Linked DNA regions of Homo sapiens: region 2 is linked to region 1. The links are chromatin loops, found by intact Hi-C in ENCODE. Cell type or tissue: breast epithelium. All regions are shown on one strand. Each heading gives the region's core, and the rest is flanking DNA. Links, peaks and the distances in the headings are about the cores only. Region 1 has its middle 38 kb from the start of CLEC3B. Region 2 has its middle 24 kb from the start of LARS2.

What was found. Peaks named below come from ENCODE experiments on the same cell type or tissue, not always from the same donor. Only the 100,000 strongest peaks of a DNase experiment are listed, where the experiment ranks them.
Region 2: it touches region 1 in a loop (5-fold over the local background); 1 of 110 quality-filtered maps calls a loop at or near these places.

Annotation. Positions count from the first base shown.
Region 1 is chr3:45,063,279-45,066,193 of GRCh38, reverse strand. No RefSeq gene overlaps it. Among named protein-coding and RNA genes, the nearest start is that of CLEC3B, 38 kb to the right of the region's middle. In breast epithelium, for the core only: no CTCF peak of the experiment used is centred there; no DNase peak of the experiment used is centred there; H3K4me3 peaks cover 479 bases; H3K27ac peaks cover 1,174 bases.
Region 2 is chr3:45,363,391-45,366,305 of GRCh38, reverse strand. No RefSeq gene overlaps it. Among named protein-coding and RNA genes, the nearest start is that of LARS2, 24 kb to the left of the region's middle. In breast epithelium, for the core only: no CTCF peak of the experiment used is centred there; no DNase peak of the experiment used is centred there.

The DNA.
Region 1 (2,915 bases), core at 93-2,592:
TGTTTGCTCTTTGTCTAAAATTGCCTACACCTTCCACTTCCCTTTCCCCTGTGAAGAGGTATTTAAGCTTCAACCCTCTGGCCCTTCTTTGGGTTTTATACCTTGCATGGTTCCTGTGCACTTGTATGTTAATAAATTTGTTTACCTTTCTGCTGTTAATCTGTCTATTGCCAGTTTGTTTTACAGACTCAAATTCTCTAACTTTCAATGGGTAGAAGGACAGTTCCTCTTGCCCCACCAGTATATGAAGGCCAGCCTGCCCTCATTTTTAGGAAACAGATGTCCCCAGACTAAAGAAGATCTCAGAATTGCTGAGATGCAGCTGTAATACTAGCTGTGTGATCAGACAAGCAATCTAACTTTTCTGGACCAAAATTTCCTCAACTATAGAATGTGAATGCTAGCACCTACCTGACAAGATCATTTCAAGGATGAGGAGAGGTGATTTTATACATGTCAATGAATTTAGTAGCTAGTATTAGTTAAGTCTGCACTGAAGAGGAAAAAACATCACCAACAGTCTGCTTTCGGGGGCTTGGTCTCTTCATCTTCAGCAAGCTGACTGTCTTTTCCTGTGAGGTGACTGTTCTCTAGATAGTTGTGTCAAATTCAAATATGCTGTCCTCCTCATCATCTCTAAACTCACTTAGCAGTCCACTCCAGCAAGCTGGCATATAATCCTACAGCATTTGCACAGCCCTAGATGCTCCTGGGAGAAGCAGTATCACAGTGTGAGCCATGTGGGCTCAGCAGCTAGGGAACAGGAAAGAGCAGAGCAGTCCTAGGCATTTGGGCCTTCCTGGCCAGGGCAGCCAGACCAGAGATCACTTGGGCTGGGGCTGGACATGTATCTGAGTATAGTGAAGGGATGCAGCGTTCCCAGTATGGTGGCTGGAGGCAACCATAACAACTGTGCTGTCTTTTTGTCAGAGGTGTTTGAACCAGAGTGACTCCATCTTGAATAGGGACTGGGTAAAATAAGGCTGAGACCTACTGGGCTGCATTCCCAAAAGGTTAGGCATTCTTAGTCACAGGATGAGATAGGAAGTCAGCACAAGAAACAGGTCACAAAGATCTTGTGATAAAACAGGATGTGGTAAAGAAGCCGGCCAAAACCAAGATGACGATGAAAGTGACCGCTGGTCATCCTCACTGCTCATTATACTCTAATTATAATGCATTAGCTGCTAAAAGACATTCCCACTGGCACTAAGTTCACTAACGCCATGGCAACATGAGGAAGTTACCCTATATGATCTAAAAAGGGGAGGAACTCTCAGTTCCGGGAATTGCCTGCCCCTTCCTGGAAAAGTCATGAATAATCCACCCCTTGTTTAGTATATGATGAAGAGATAACTATAAGCATACTCCATCGAACAGCCCACGCTGCTGCTCTGCCTATGGAGTAGCCATTCTTTATTCTTTTACTTTCTTAGTAAACATGCTTTCACTTTATTTCATGGATTCACCTCGTATTCTTTCTTGCACATGGTCCAAGAACCCTCTCTTGGGGTCTGGATTGGGACCGTTTTCCAGTAACATTTTCTCCCTACTCCACCCCCACCTCCCCCACGGACACCTTCCTCAATGACACCAGGCTGGACGAACAGCACCACTCCTTTAGAGGAACTCATCACTTCCTCTCCACTGTAGAGTTAAGTTGGAGCAAAGTCAGTATCTCTAAATAGCTTCTAAGAATTTGGGAAGCTTTTTATTTTATTTTTTAAGTTTGAAAAAATCTTGTTAAATAGAAACTATGAATAGTGTGTGACTTCAAAGAAGTCTGTGGGGCTGGAAAACTTCTCACAGTATACCCTTTTGTAACTTTTGAATTTGAACCTTGAGAATGTATCTCCAATTTTAAAATAAAATGAAAATTAAAACCTCATTTAAAAACTTGTTAAAACTCTGCTGGGTGCAGTGGCTTATGCCTGTAATCCCAGCACTTTGGGAGGCTGAGGCGGGTGGATCACGAGATCAGAAATTCAAGACCAGCCTGGCCAAGATGGTAAAACCCTGTCTCTACTAAAAATACAAAAAAAAAAAAAATTAGCCAGGCATGGTGGCGGGCGGTAATCCCAGGTACTCGGGAGGCTGAGGCAGATAATTGCTTGAACCCGGGAAGTGGAGGTTGCAGTGAGCCGAGATCGCACCACTGCACTCCAGCATGGGTGACAGAGCTAGACTCCATCTCAAAAAAAAAAAAAAAAACTTGTTAAAACTTGGCTGGGCATGGTGGCTCATACCTGTAATCCCAGCATTTGAGGAGGCCAAGGTAAGCGGATCCCTTGAGGCCAGCAGTTTGAGACCAGCCTAGGCAACATGGTAAAACCCTGTCTCTACCAAGCATACAAAAAATTAGCCAGGTGTGGTGGTGTGTACCTGCAGTCCCAGCTACTTGAGAGGCTGAGGTGTGAGGATCACCTGAGCTTGGGAAGTCAAGGCTGTGGTGAGCTGAGATTGCACCACTGCATTCCAGCCTGGTCAACAGAGTGAGAATCTGTCTCAAGAAAACAAAAAACAAAACAAAAAAACCTTGTTAAGACTCAAGATTCTGTGGTTAATAAATGTCCCCACAAAGTATTTCAGTCTTGCCAGCATCTACTGAGTCCATTGTTTTCTGAGTCTCCCTAACAGGCTCATGGATAGAATGGATTAGAAGATGTGCTGTAGAAATTATAAACCAAGTGGCGTGCAGTGGCTCACACCTGTAATCCCAGCCCTTTGGGAGTCTGAGGCGGGCGGATCACCTGAGGTCAGGAGTTCGAGACCAGCCTGACCAACATGGAGAAAACCCGTCTCTACTAAAACTACAAAATTAGCCGGGCGTGGTAGCGCACACCCGTAACCCCAGCTACTCCGGAGGCTGAGGCAGGAGAATCGCTTGAACCTGGGAGGTGGAGGTTGCAGTGAGT
Region 2 (2,915 bases), core at 257-2,756, 300 kb before region 1:
GGACACCATTTGTGTGTAAAGTCTGTACCTGGCTATCTCCCTCTTCTGGATTTATCTTTGCATCTGACACAGCACCTATCAACCTTAGCAACTAATATTTGTTGAGCACTTAATATGTGTCATCAGGCAGTGTGTTAAACCCTTAATAAATATTAATCCATCTAAGCTTTATAACAAACCCTCTCAATAGGTACTATGATCATTGTTTTGCAGATGAGGAAATTGGGACCCAGGGAGATTAAGAAAAACCACTCAACACCACACAGCTAGCAAGTGCTAGACTGGGATTTGAACCCAGGCAGTCTGGCTCCAGAGCTCATGCTCTTAACCACTAAAGCTGGGCTGCCTCCCTCAATCCTTGCTACACATACTTGCTTGATAAATACGAGTTAAATGTCTGTTGAGTAAAAAGCAACAGGCCTGTCAACTAGCCATCATCCCATGTAGTCAATCTTTCCCCTCCATGCACAAAGGTAAAGATGAAAGGCATGCTTTGTTTCTTGCTCTGAAGGTCATCTGTCCTGGTTTTCCTCAAATTGAGCCTCAACTTCTTTAGAGCATCACTTCACCCATGCAATGTCCAAACAGGTCTTATTTCAAGTGTTTACTCTTCTGAACCCCAAGAAAATTTTAAATTATTCTCTTTTAAGCACTGATAATAAATCAATTTCCCACTATCTGTAAGCCTTGCTTCTTGGGAATAGACTCAGGAATTGGATGGACCATTTTTTCACATTGCTTCACGCTGACCTGCAGGATAGGCCTGGCATTGATGAGCCAAAGGACTAACGACGATCTTTGCAAAGCCAGCATCTGACAGGTCAGTAACTAGGAATATAGGAGTGGATGCCCTTCTGAAACTCCTCACAAGACAATCCAGGCCTCAAGTGTCCTGAAGTAAAATCAGTGTTTTCTTAGGAGCCTGATACTGAAAGGGATTCATCTTGGGCATCCCTTTCAGGGTCACAAGGTTTGCTGAAAGTTGTCTCTTTTATTATCTTTCAAAACTTTGATGCTTTCCCCTAAATGCCTTACAGTGCTGAGTGTATATGAAAAAACCCATTCAGAATGACTCATACCACAATTATACTTGGACTCAGAGACAGACCTTGGGATTAAGCTTTTAATCTATTCATTACAGGGGAGAAAAAAAATCCTTTCCATTGCTGCAAATCTCCTTAGGCCTTGTGATTGCTTCTAGAAAAAGATGATCCTATTTGAAGAAATACTGTATTTTATAAAACAGTATTGAGTTACATTTGACCTGCAGATATTTAGAATTTGTTGTTGTTAGTCTAAGAATGGGTTATAGGTGACACACATTTATTTGCAAATGTATTAAATGTATCTTGCCCATCTTTTGGTGATATCTGCAATTCTAATAAAGAACTTTTAATGGATCCTATATCTCTTACATTTCTGCCATCAATTGGGCATTTAGTCATAGTGACTTTTAGTGTCTCTTATATTCTTGTAGGGTTAATTAGCCCCCGACTTCATGTGTATGTCTATTGCCCCCCACCAAGTAGTCTATAAGTTAATTAAATCAATGATCATGCTCCTTTGATCCTCAATCAGCAGTTCAGCTTATATACAGAGGACAGCAAATTATGTATTGCTCCCAAAGACCTAGTTAAGTATTTTCCAGGCCCAATTATACAGCAGACGAATAGAGAACAAGTAGGCTTTAGTTTCTTATGCTGCCCAACTTATGGGGTGTAGAGATTGTGTCTGTAAAAAATTTAACAAGCACAAGGCTCAAGGAGGGAGCTGGGGAACTGGTCAGCTGATAGGAATAACAACAATAATGTAACTGCACCACCACATCCTTCAGTGGCTGGAAGGGCTTGCCAGCACGTGCTTCGCCTGACAGTGGCTTCCTGGTGGCTGTTGACAAACACACCCAAGTAGAGAGGATGGTACCAAACACAGCTGAACTAATCGCCTTTCGGATCAATCAGAATAAGTATCTGAGGAGCTCCCTCAAGCCCCTTCTTTCTAGTCTTTCTCTCTCTCTTCTCCCACCTCATTTCCCTCAGTCTTTTTTTACCCTTCATGTTTCTCCCTTCTCCCAAACATAGTTTCTAAATATGTAAGACAAACCAGCCTTTCTCTGTCTAATAATGATTGCCTTTCACAGCAGACCTTCAAATTCTTACACTGAATGATCCCTTTCCCACCAGAGGGGAAGATGACAAGAAACTAGAAATCCAGGCTGGCCAAATGATAACATCAAAATCACGATTACCATCATCATCATCTACATTCTCTACCAGGAGCCCTAGGAGAAAAGAGGGAAGGAGAGGGAAGGAAGAACGAGGAGTTGAGCTAAGAAGGAAGAGAAAAAAATGGAGGGAAGGGAAGGAGGAGGAATAGAAGAAGGAGGGGAAAGACAAGAAAGAGCAAGAGAAGGAAATGGAAGAGGAGGAAAAGTGGGAGGAGTAGAAGAAGGAGAAAACTGAGAAACAGAGGAAAGAGAGGGAGAAGAAGAAGAACATGCAAGAGGAAGAGGTAGCAACCTTGGGACTGGCCAGGCAATGAGATAGTGTCCCCCGGCCCTCAGCCCTGATAGGGGAATGCCATTCTAGAGCTCACAAAGGGTTGAAAGCAGGTAATTACCACCACAATGCAATCTGCCAGTCCACTGGACTGTTCTGTAGCCATTTAAATCTGGATCACCCTGTCCCCAGAAATAGGATGAGGATGCTAACAGCCCTCAATTATAGAGCCCTTTTTACAGGCCAGCACTCTGCTGGCTGGCAGCAAACAAACCATTTCACCTCTCTAAACCTCAGCTTTTTGTCTACAAACAAGGGGGTAGGTGTGGTACCTATCTCACAGGTCTGCTATAAGGAGTAAGAACACATATAAAGCAGAAGGTACCATGCCTGGTGCAATGTAAGCTCTCAAGAATA